Linked DNA regions of Homo sapiens: regions 1 and 2 are each linked to region 3. Evidence: chromatin contacts called from ENCODE Hi-C data. All regions are on one chromosome and are shown on one strand. The core of a region is the stretch at or near the end of the contact, and the rest is flanking DNA. Distances in the headings are between cores, read along the strand shown.

Region 1 (4,014 bases), core at 1,395-3,894, 300 kb before region 3:
TTAACTTTTCAAAGTCCTCCTCCATCCATCATCCCGCTTTATCCCCGTGACAGCCTGGTGATGCAGGTGGGGCAGGGATTCCAGGGCCAGCCTTCAATGTAAGCAGAGCAGATTATGTACCCAGCAGACCCAGGGGCCCAGGAAGGGACCGACTGCCCCAGAGAACCTCTCCCAACAAACTGCACCTGAAAATCCTCTTAACAAAAAACTACCCTTCCACTTCACACGACAGATGAGGCTCAAGAAACAAATACCCTCTGGAAAGAGAACCCATCAACCAGTGTGTAATGTGGGGCAAAGCCGGCAGGAAGGCTTTTCAGACGGCAGTGTTTAGTAGGGAAGGGAAATGGTCCACCACCAGGGAAGACACGGGGAATGGAGGAAACCTGGCTTGGCTCGCAGAGTTGCCTGAGGTCACCCCCAGGAATTGCTAACCCTATTTTAAAGGTAGGAAGACACAAAGAGGTCAAGTCACCCCCGTGTTTACTCATTCCTTGATTCAAACACTTTTTTAGTAGCTGCTATTGTGCCAGCCTAGCCCTGGTGTGTAAGATGAAGACATAGAGCCTGCCTGCGAGAAGCCTGCAATGGAGTGCAAGAAGCAGTGTGAGCATCAGGATGGCATCAGATCCTCCTCTCCCCTCCACCCTCCTCATCCCCTTCCCTCTCCCCTCACTTTGGGCAACAGACCATTGCCTTCTAAGCAGGCCTGCCTACATAGTCCAGGATGAAAAATGCAATTGATTTCAGAATGTGTACTGTAGACACATAGCAGAGACTTTTTTGAGAGATAAATTTTGGAATTCTAAAATCTCAGTTTTTATATCAAAAGGCAACTTCTGGAAGCCTCAGAGCATAGTGTCATAATTGGTAGAACAGGGAAAAATTTTCAGCAGTGATGGTTTCCCTTACCATAGGAGGGAACCCACCCCACCAGCTCTTTTTTTTTTTTTTTTTTTTTGACAGAATTTCGCTCTTGTGGCCCAGGCTGGAGTGCAGTGGCGCCATCTCTGCTCACCACAACCTCTGTCTCCCAGATTCAAGTGATTCTCCTGCCTCAGCCTCCCGAGTAGCTGGGATTACAGGCATGCACCACCACACCCGACTAATTTTGTATTTTGAGTAGAGACAGAGTTTCTCCATGTTGGTCAGGCTGGTCTCAAACTCCCAACCTCAGGTGATCCACCCACCTCAGCCTCCCAAAAGTGCTGGGATCACAGGTGTGAGCCACCATGCCTGGCCCCACCTCACCAGCTCTTATCCCACCAGCTGTGAACCTTGGTGAGTCCTTAGTGATCTGATCACATAAGGACACTGAGCCCTAGGGGTGTAGGAGGATTGAAGCCCTGATGCAATGCTTATCATTTTAGTCACCTATCACTCAGTCACAGTTCTGGTGGTTTAGCTATTTCTCTCCTCAAATGCACGGAAAACTGTGATTTGGTTCTCTACAAATGACACTTTCTGTTTTTGTGTTTGTTTTTCAAAATACCTTGGCATAACTCATACAATGAGATTAGAATTTGTTGGTGAACTATTTTTCAGCTCAGTAACCTATTTTTTTAATTGTGGTAAAAATAAAACCACATAACATAAAGTGTACCATCTTAACCATTTTTAAGTGTACAGTTCAGTAGTACTAAATATATTCACATTGCTGTGAGATACATCTCCAGAACTTTCTCATCTTGCAGAACTGAAACTCTATAACTATAAATAACTCTCTTTTGCCCCTTCCCCCAGCTCTTGGCAACCACCCTTCTACTTCCTATTATCTACGATTTGACTAATTTAGATATCTCATGTGAGTAGAATTATACAATGTTTTTCCTTTTGTGTCTGGCTTGTTTCACAGAGCATAATGTCTTCAAGGTTCATCCACGCTGCACCAAGTGTCAGAATTCCTCTCCCTTTTAAGGCTGAATAATATTCCATTGTATGTAAATGCCACATTTTGTTTATCCATTCATCCACTGATGAATATGTAGGTTGCTTCTACCTCTTGGCTCTTGCAAATAACCCTGCTATGAACATGAGTGTGCAAATACCTTTTCAAGACCCTGCTTTTAATTCTTTTGGATATAGGCCCAGAAGTGAGATTCTGGATCATAAGGTAGTCCTAGTTTCAATTTTTTTGAGGAACAATGATACTGTTTCCCATAGCAGTGGCACCATTCTACATCCTCCAACAATTCCCAGGGTTCCAACTTCTCCACATCCCTTTCAACACTTACTGTCTGTTATTGTTGTTGTTTATAGTAGCCACTGTAATGGTTGGGTAATGCCTCAGTTGTGGTCTTGATTTGCATTTCTCTGGTAGTTAGTGATGTTGAGCATCTTTTCATATGCTTTTTGGCCATTTGTAACTCAGCAACCATTTTTAAAAGTGTTGATTTTTGAAGCTCTGAAATTGAGTTTTCCTGTTTTGGGGCAGGCCCCAACTGCCACTTTTCACAGAGGAGGTCCCAGTGAAAAAGAGGCAGTTTCTGTTTTTGACTTTAACATATGACTAAAGTAAGGTTTCTCAGCCTCATCACAATTGACATTTTGGTTGAGGAATGCCCCGTGCATTGTAGGGAGTTTACCAGCATCCCTGGCCTCTAGATGCCAGTAGCATTCCGGCTCCCCTGGTGACAGCCAAAAATATCTCCAGACATTACCAAATGTCTCCGGGGGAACAAAACTGCCCCTGGTTGAGAGCCACTGGATTAGAGTTTTCAAACTAGCATGTTTGAGTTGGCCAACGTGACAATTTTAAATTTTTGAGACAACATTAAAAATTTTGTAGATATCACCTAAAAATTCAGATTTCCAGCTTCTCTTGAGGAAGCAGAGGATACAGGCTATCTTGGGCCTGCATTGCCCCATGGCAATATTTGGCTGGGCTGAGTAGCTACTGCCCCACCCAAGTTTGAGGTGGTTCCCTCAATGTAGCCCATAAAATAAAACCATTGTGAATGCCAGATACATCTGCCTCTAGTTTATCCAGTGAAATAATTCTGATTTGTCTGAGTTTTCCTACTAGTATGCATGATAATGTAAAATCCCAGACCACTGGACCAAAACTACTAGAATTATTTGATATTCCAAAGTTTACTCTCTGTCTTTGTCTGTCTGTCCCTCTCTCTCTCTCTCTCTCTCTCTCTCTCTCTCTCACACACACACACACACACACACACAGAGAGAGAGAGAGAGAGAGAGAGACAGCAAGGTTCACAGAACACTGGACTAGAAGCTGGGAGAGCAAGGTTCTAATCCTGAGTCTGTGTCCTTGATTAATTCAATTTAACAAGTATTCATTGAATGCCTACTACATGAAAGATTTCAAGTTGAGGTCCAGAACTCATATGGACCCTGGCTTCCTTAACTAATGCTCGTATTGAACAGGTGAGTTTCAAGAGCTGATTGAGCTCTAACCACCTACAATCCATACATAAACATAATATAGTAAAACCCTGCTGCTCTGGAAAAATTGAGGCTGGGAATAGAGAAAGAGAGAGTTTGGACTAGTGGCCAGAAGAGACTATAAAATCCTTTTAAATAAATGCAGTTATATATTTTTCACACTCATGTAGTTATGCACACTGGGCTGTGACAGACACGGTTGGCATGACATACATGGGGGTATACCACCCTGATCCCCCAGCAGGGCAGGACCTTCTGCCCAGCTATGGGGAATGTAGCCTTCCAAATCTGCCTCAGCTGCAGAGAGCTGCCTCTCCCAGCAGCCCACATCTGATGAGTCATCTCCTAGGTATAAAGTCCTGGTCATTTCGACCCAATGCAGGATACAAGCAGGCAATACTTGCCCCGGAACCCTCCAAAGCCAAGAAATGGCCCAGACTTTTTCAGGCCTACCTTGCAGTTCAACTCCTTCCACTACCCAACCCCGCTTTCTCTCCCTTCCCTTCAAAGGAATTGAACCCTAATAACATTTTGCACCCCAAACTTGGCATCAGCATCTGCCTGTGGAGTACACACACTTCAGCAGTTGGCTATTATTGGATAGGCATG
Region 2 (3,942 bases), core at 598-3,097, 380 kb after region 3:
CCCTGACATGGCCCAAGGGGGACTTAAGAGGTTCCTAAGAGTGCTGAGGGTGTCACCATGGGTGGGGTGTTAAAGGAACTTCCTCTGGAGTGATGTCCTTCTCTTGAACTAGGAGTATCTAATTTGGTCCAGGTGAGCTTTTCAGTTTAGGGTAGTGAAGGGCGGTCCCTGGATCAGAAGCGTCAGCATCACCTGGGAGCTTGTTTGGAATGCAAATTATTCAGGCCAGACCTCCCACTGAATTGAAAATTCTGAGACTATGGCCAAGCAATCAAGCCTCCCCAGGTGACTGTGAGGTAGGCTCAAGTTTGAGAAACTTTAGAAATCGACTCCTTAAAAAATCCCAGCCAGAAACGGCGGGTCATACCTGTAATCCCAGCACTTTGGGAGACTGACATGGGAGGATCCCTTGAGCCCAGGAGTTTGAGACCAGCCTGGGCAACATAGGGAGACTCCCATCTCTACCAAAAATAAAAAATTAGCCGAGCATGGTGGCACATGCCTGTGGCCCCTGTTACTCAGGAGGCTGAGACGGGAGGATTGCTTGAGCCAGGGAGGTCGAGGCTGCAGTGAGCTGTGATTGCACCACTGCACTCCAGCCTGAGAACAGAGCAAGACCCTGTTTCAAAACATTAAAAATCCTCTCTCTGTCTCTCCTTCTCACACCCACACCTCCCACAGGCTCCCCACCCCGACTCCCCGCCCACACACACACCCATATACTTGGCCAGCAAAGGGCTGTAGTTTGAACATGTGGTTCAAGGAACACAAGTCGTTGCACAGCTGATACAGAAAATCCGAAACTTCCCTGCCCCCAGCCCTCCATCAGGAGTCTCCGGCTTCCACGACCACTTTCACACAGCCCTTATTGAACTCTTGGTTCGACCCTTACTTTTGCATTCCAACTGGATACAAAGCTGAGGACTGTTTTCCTATTATCTGCCAGATGAATGCTTGGATCGGTGTCCAGGCTGCCCGGTCGTGCTTAGTAATCGGAAACAGAGACAGCGGAAATCTCAAATTCTGGTTTCCTGCCGGGGAGCCAGCTCCAAGTCTGCGGGAGAGGAAAGGACGTTGTGACACAGCGCCACCCTGTGGCAGAAAGGAGAAGAGCCGCTCTTGGCCTGTTGTCTGCATTGGATCTCAAGGCCTGGGGTTGTCAGAAACCTGAAACCTTGCAGAACCCCAAAATAACAAAACTGTCATTTAAAGAGCACTTACTGTGTGTTAGGGAGGCACTGTGATAATTGTCTTATATTGTTATGGCCTCAGAGTTTCCCATGAGATGGATACTATTTTCTGAATAAGGAAACTGGAGCCCAGAAGGGTTAAGAAATTTGCCTAAGTTCACACAGCCAAGAAGTAGCCAGGCTACACATCCGCTGAGTGTGGTCACAGAGGCCACAATTTTTTTTTTTTTTTTTTTTTGAGACAAGGTCTCACTCTGTTGCCCAGGCTGGAGTGCAGTGGCACGATCTTGGCTCACTGCATCCTTGACCTTCCAGGCTCAAGTGATCCTCCTGCCTCAGCCTCCCAAGTAGCTGGGACCACAGGCATGCACTACCATGCCCGGCTAATTTTGTTTATGTTTTTGTAAAGACAAGGTCTCCCTATGTTGCCCAGGCTGGTCTCTAACTCCTGGGCTCGAGTGATCCTCCAGCCTCGGCCTCCCAAAGTGCTGGGATTGCAGGCATGAGCCACTGCATCCGGCCGAGGACACACATCTAACCACCACTCTGTCCTTCCAGTCACCTGCTCAGCAGAGAACATTCCCTATAGCAGGGCTTCTCAAACTCACACCTGCAGGAGGCACTGGGGAATCTTGTTAAAATCCAGATTCTGATTCGGCTGATCTGGGGTAGGGCCCAAGAGTCTACGTTTCTTTTCTTTTCTTTCTTTCTTTTCTTTTTTTTTTTTGAGACGGAGTTTCACTCTTATTGCCCTGGCTGGAGTGCAATGGCACAGTCTCAGCTCACTGCAACCTCCGCCTCCTGAATTCAAGCGATTCTCTTGCCTCAGCCTTCCGAGTAGCTGAGACTACAGGCACCTGCCACCACGCCTGGCTAATTTTTGTATTTTTAGTAAAGACGGGGTTTCACCATGTTGACCAAGCTGGTCTTGAAGTCCTGACCTCAGGTGATCAGCCTGCCTTGGCCTCCCAAAGTGCTGGGATTACAGGCGTGAGCCACTGTGCCCAGTCTGAGCCCAGTCTACATTTCTAAGGGCTCCTAGGTAATGTGGTGCTGCTGGTTCGTGGACCACACTTGGAGAGGTGAGGCCCTAGAGCAGCTGTCCAGTAGAACTTTCTGTGATGGTGGAAGTGCTCTAACTCTGCGCTGTGTCATACATCGCCACTGGCTGCAGGTGCTATGGAGCACCTGAAACATGGCTACTGCAACAGAGAAATACATTTTAATTTTAGTTCATTTAAATTAATTTGAATTTAGCCACATGCACATAGTGGCCTCCATACTGGATAGTGCAACATCCATCATGAGTGGGGGCTCAGGCTTGTCATTCAAGAGCCAAAATACCATGGTAGGTTAAAGCAAGACTATATAGGGTAACAAATTTTTGGAGTCATTAGAGATAGTATATTCAACACTGCTGTTTTACATATAAGGAAACTGGCCAGAGAGGCAAAGTGACTTGTTGCAGAGCCACAGAGCTGTTCCTGGCAGAGGGAAGGCTTCAGGTTCAAGGACAGCATTCTCCCTACCATGCCACATTTTGTTCTAGGCCCACTGACCTTCAAAAGAAAAATGTACATTTCCAATTTTGGGAAATCCAAGCTGGGTGTGGTGACATGTGCCTGTAGTTCCAGGTGCCCAAAAAGCTGAGCTGGGAGGATCATTTGAGCCTGGGAGGTTGAGGCTGCAATGAGCCGTGATTGCACCACTGCACTCCAGCTTGGGCGACAGAAGGAGACCTTGTCTCTAAAAAAAAATAATAATAAAAAAAAATAAAAGAAAGAAAATCCTCTATAAACAAAATGTAGCTGTTGGTAATAGTCAAATGCTATTTATTACTTTATACAACGTTTGAGGCAGTTAACCAGGTTTAAATGTTATCCAATTTCCTGAGGGAATTAACTGATTTTTGGCTACATTTGCAAGACCTGCATCACACGAAAAGAATCATCCCTTTTTATGGGATGTTTTGCAACACGAAGTTCTCTGGCAAAACCAAATTAAGACCAACCCCTGTTCAGGCCTCCCTGGTGTGTAGCTGGTGTCTTACCACATGGACTTCAGTGGGTACAGGTGTGCAAAGCAGTGATGGTACTCAGACAGACAACTGAACAGGTTGTTCTGTATCACACTGGAATGAAGGATTTACTTGATCTTTGAAAACATTTTTTTTCTGGTTGTAAGGCAATATATGTACATTATATAGAACTTGAAAATTGCGGGGAAAATACTGTGTTAGTTATTTGTTGTTGTGTAACAGGTTATCTCCAAAACCCAGCAGCTTAAAATATCAAACATCTGTTATCTCACTATCACTGAGAGCAGCTCAGCCAGGTGGTTCTTTTCTTCCTCTTTTATGGTCTCGTCTGAAATATGCTGGGTAGTTCTGACTCAGGGAGTCTCAAGAGGTTGCAGTCCAGATGTTGTCAGGGCTATTCTCATGTGAAGCCTTGGCAGGTTGCAGGATCTGCTGCTTTTTCAGCGTTGTGATCATAGCTCACTGCTGCCTTGAACTCCTGGGCTCAAGTAATTCTCTAGCCTCAGCCTCCCAACTAGCTGGGACTACAGATGGATTGCATCAGTGGCCTGCTAGGGTCTGGTTCTAAGCTCACTCATGTGGCTGTTGGCAGGAGGCCATGGCTGGGCCCCTCTATAGTGCTTCTCAGGACAAAATTTCCCTTAAGAATAAATGATGTGAGAGAAAGAGCAAGAGAGACAGTGTCCAAGATGGAAACTACAGCCCTTTATATAG
Region 3 (3,902 bases), core at 380-2,879:
CGTGAGCCACTGTGCCCGGCCTCCTTAGTAATTTTTAAGAGTGTACAGAGATCCTGAGAACAAAGTGTGTGGCCTCTTCCTCTCTTGGTTAACAGGCTGTTTTGTAGTCAATTCTGCTCTCATTCCCTTCAACTGCAGCTTTGACTCTGGTCTTCTATTTTTGGTTACTTTGTATTGCCTTCTTATTTTAGACAGCTCCCTTTGTATCTCGTCTTAGACTGTTTTGTCATTCCCCTTCCTTCTTAGGCCAGTTCCGTTGAAGCCATATCTTCTTGTGTCATTCAGAGGACCCTAAATTGCAGTCATCTAAGATGAGCCTCTGTTTCTTGTAGAGTAGTAATGTTCAGAGAGACCTGCTACCTCTGGCCCTTGAGGGCAGTTTTCTCCCCTTCAGGCTCTACTCTCTTTTCTCTGGCCCCTTGTTGGTATTTTTTCCATTGCATGGAGAGCCCTCTATCCAGGCTTGACCTTGGCCATCAGACAAGGCAAATGCCTTGTCCTAAGCCTCCCAGTTGGGTGCTGGCAGCTTCCGCTTGTGGATCTATGCCCGTCTAGCTCAGATGTTCATGCCTGGTGAGCATTATCTGGGGTATTTCTGAGCCAGCCTACAGTTGGATCTTCTGCTCAGCTCTTAAAATCTCTGATTAAACCAGAGAATCAAATGTAGTTTACATCGCTTCTTTGAGCGGCCACTCTTAGCACCCTCCCCTTTCTACCACTGTTGAAGATACTTCCTCTAGCAATTAAACACCTGAAAAAGATGATGTGTGTCTTCAGCTAGTGCTCGCTCTCTCTCTCTCTCTCTCTCTCTCTCTCTCTCTCTCTCTCTCTCTCCCTCTCTTTGTTGTATGCTGGAAATTGCAGTCTTTGTTGCTTTGGAGAGAGGAGGATAGAGAAGATGAAACTGGGTTCTGTCTGACCTAGACGATAATTCCTGCCCAAGTGGAAGGCTATCCACTGACAGAGATTGAGTGAAACAAAACTATTTCCTTCCTTCCTTCCTGGGGCTGTCTGCCCCATTCTGGCTCAGAGGGGGCAACATGAATGGTGTGAAATCCAAGAATGTTCTAAATGCATCCCCAGGACAATGTGATTCGTGAACATTCTGACTGGTTCATGGTCTCATCTTGGTCAGGGAGCTGATGCCAGGTTTCATGTCTCTGTGAGACTTCCCGGGAATCTGAAGGGGATGCCGCGAGGGGTGTCAGGTGTGCCTGCTCCGCTTCTACACTCATCCTCGGGTCCTTGGAATCAACATTTGGGGCTTGTTGCAAAATCCATCCCACGTTTTTTCCTCTTTTGTCGAGCCTGGGTAATAGCTGCCTCTGTCTCATGCTTGCCATGCTCCATCAGTAACTATGGTTGCCTTTTGAGTGTCTTCCAAAAAAGCCTTTTCCCTGCCAAAGGAGAGAAAATCAATCCTGTCTGCCTATCCCTAAAAGCTGACATTGTCGGCTGTCACAGAACCATCCTGTGAAACGTGCAGCGAAGGAGAAAGGTTGAAACTCAGGCCTCAGGGCTGTGGTCCCTTTCGAGTCTACCCTCTGGGGCCAGGAAGTTGTGGTGTGGCTCCTGCGTGATGTTTTTGAATGAATGCCTTTGCTTCCTCGCTGGCTTGATGCGACTAACAGAAAAGCCACTTTCAGAATGCCTCGCCTCACCCGGGGCCCAGATATTTACATAGTGGCCTTTCATTCTGCGAACAGTGTGTGCCTCTGCAAATATTTTAGGCCTCCCTGCATGCTTGCGGGCCCCTACGTCCCATTCACCAGCTTTTAAGTTTGTTTTGCAGGCAGGGAGCCACTGAGAGGGAGGCCTGACTCAGAGCACAGGGGGCCCTGCTGTCTGCTGCCGCCGCCTCCTGCCACTGCAGACTTGGCGGGGAAGGAAGCAGTGGGTTTTACAGCTGGTGTTTTTGGTTTAGCAAAAAAAAAAAAAAGGAGTGAAAGAGAAAAGAATTTTTTAAAAAAATACCTCGCACATGTAAAATGACACTAAATGTAAGTATATGTGCAGTATTTTGGGATGATAGAAATTGCGTGTTTTGCATGATTCATCCTCCCTCTTGATGACAGCAAAGGAGGTTTGCACTCAGCCTCTGGTATTTTGGGAGTTTGTTCCAAATGCTCTGAAAAGAGAGAGTGAGAAGGCCCAAGCTCCTCATCCCTTCCTCAGAAGGAGGGTTGTGTCTGGGCTAAATTAGGGCAGCGTGGCATTTGCTTCCTCTCCTCTCATCTGACTGGTAAAGATTTTCATTTTTCTACCAAAAACTGGGTCAGCTGCTCCATGGGTGCAGGGGGAGCAGGATGTGGAGCCAGGAGAGGGCCATGCTTTCCCAAGTCTGACTTGAGCCTAGAAATATGTGCTGGCAGAGCTGGCTGGAAGGCCCGGCCCGGTGCTGACTCCCAGCAGGTGCATCGGGCTTCCGGGACGGGGGCGAGCATCACCAAGGCCAGCGTCCAGCGGCCAGGAACACGCGGTCTTTCTAGGATTCAGCCTCTGCAAGTTACCAAAACATTGTGTGCTGCCTTGAGGCTGACACATACCTTGGCAGGGACGATGAGGCTTCTGCCCAGAGCTGGGAGTCCCCGAGGGTCAGGCTGACCTCCAGGCTGCAGCTTGGCCTGGAGGAGGGACCACACGGTGGGTGTGGTGGCCTCTCGGGGCCAATTCAACTTTCTCTTGAAGCACCAGGGCCTAAGAAGCAGGATGATCCAGAAACCAAGTCCACAGTTAGGGAAAATGGGGAGAGGCTCTCAGCTGCTTCCCAGGCCACTGGCTGGCCGGCCCCAGGAACCCCACCTTCCAACCTAACATTTACTGTGAGAGGGGAGGACTTCCTCACTCCTTGGTCACAGGCAGATTGCAAGTTCGCTGTCGAGGTTAGACAGCCCTCTGTTTAAAAGTGGAATATTATACCTCTGAAATTCAAAACTTCACTTTTCCAAAGCTATGTTAGAAATGCTATGGCAAAATACAGCACTGAGTCCAAAAACTAAAACGATTAATTCCTTCTTGCCTTCGGAGGCATTTATTTACTCAGCTTAAACTCTACATTTGTTTTGTGAGGTTTTCTGTGTATGTGTGTTTTATTCTACAGTAAGATGGTTAGGAAAAATAAGTGACCCCTGCAGATGAATTAGCAATTGGGTAGCACCTAAAAGCTAATATTGGTCCCCAAATCTACTGTTAACAACCTCCCCACAGACCTGTGGTCATTCCCCTGCTTAAAGCAGCCCGTATTTGCCAGCCCCACCAGCCTAGGAGCTTGGCAGAGACACATACTGCTCAAGACTATCCAGGAGACCCCTCCCTGCCATTCCAAGTCCCTTGCAGTTAGGCGTGGCCACGTGAATAATTCTGGCCAGTGGGCTGTAAGTGACCGGGGTGAGACACTTGAGGGTCAGTGTGTGATCTGCCTGCATCCTCCATACCCTGTCCCAGCGATGTGCCCCTCCCCCGGGGCAGTTCTAGAGGCCACACATTGAGGTGGCAAGCCACAAGATGAAAGCAGATTGGGTCACTGAGTCACCATAGGGAGGACAGCTGACAGGGGAGTTCCCTGAGTCGGGGGTGAATGAGTAAGTGAAAAATAAATTTGGTAATAGGCCAGTACAATTTCAGGTTTGTTTGTTACCACCATATACTATCCTGACTAATAAAAAAAATAGTGGGAATTTATAAAATAGTGACGAGGCCGGTTACAGTGGCTCACGCCTGTAATCCCAGCACTTTGGGAGGCCAAGGCAGGCAGACCATTTGAGGTTAGGAGTTTGAGACCAGCCTGGCCAACATGGTGAAACCCCATCTCTACTAAAAATACAAAAATTAGCCAGGCATGGTGGCAGACGCCTGTAATCCCAGCTACTCAAGAAGCTGAGGCAGGAGAATCGCTTGAACCC

Evidence for each region. A loop is a pair of places that touch in the nucleus more often than their neighbours do. Pooled maps may share reads with other maps.
Region 1: a loop to region 3 is called in a pooled map, with 14 times the contacts of the local background. The contact joins two enhancer-like sites. A Hi-C loop is called at or near these places in 4 of 37 single-sample maps with no recorded cell type and 10 of 50 pooled maps.
Region 2: a map with no recorded cell type shows a loop between it and region 3 (21-fold over the local background). The contact joins two enhancer-like sites. A Hi-C loop is called at or near these places in 2 of 37 single-sample maps with no recorded cell type and 3 of 50 pooled maps.

The regions. Positions count from the first base shown.
Region 1 is chr2:65,604,146-65,608,159 of GRCh38, reverse strand. No RefSeq gene overlaps it. Among named protein-coding and RNA genes, the nearest start is that of LINC03050, 3.8 kb to the right of the region's middle. RefSeq lists an enhancer at 1,454-1,933. Within about 2 kb of position 2,644, at least 4 of the 41 ENCODE cell types and tissues checked have a DNase peak (open chromatin) inside an H3K27ac peak, as active enhancers do.
Region 2 is chr2:64,914,963-64,918,904 of GRCh38, reverse strand. The region is part of intron 1 of LINC02245 (long intergenic non-protein coding RNA 2245); the gene reads left to right. Among named protein-coding and RNA genes, the nearest start is that of LINC02245, 16 kb to the left of the region's middle. RefSeq lists enhancers at 721-800, 1,811-1,860, 2,231-2,420, 3,334-3,413. Within about 2 kb of position 1,847, at least 25 of the 41 ENCODE cell types and tissues checked have a DNase peak (open chromatin) inside an H3K27ac peak, as active enhancers do.
Region 3 is chr2:65,299,043-65,302,944 of GRCh38, reverse strand. No RefSeq gene overlaps it. Among named protein-coding and RNA genes, the nearest start is that of ACTR2, 73 kb to the right of the region's middle. RefSeq lists an enhancer at 2,006-2,115. Within about 2 kb of position 1,629, at least 29 of the 41 ENCODE cell types and tissues checked have a DNase peak (open chromatin) inside an H3K27ac peak, as active enhancers do.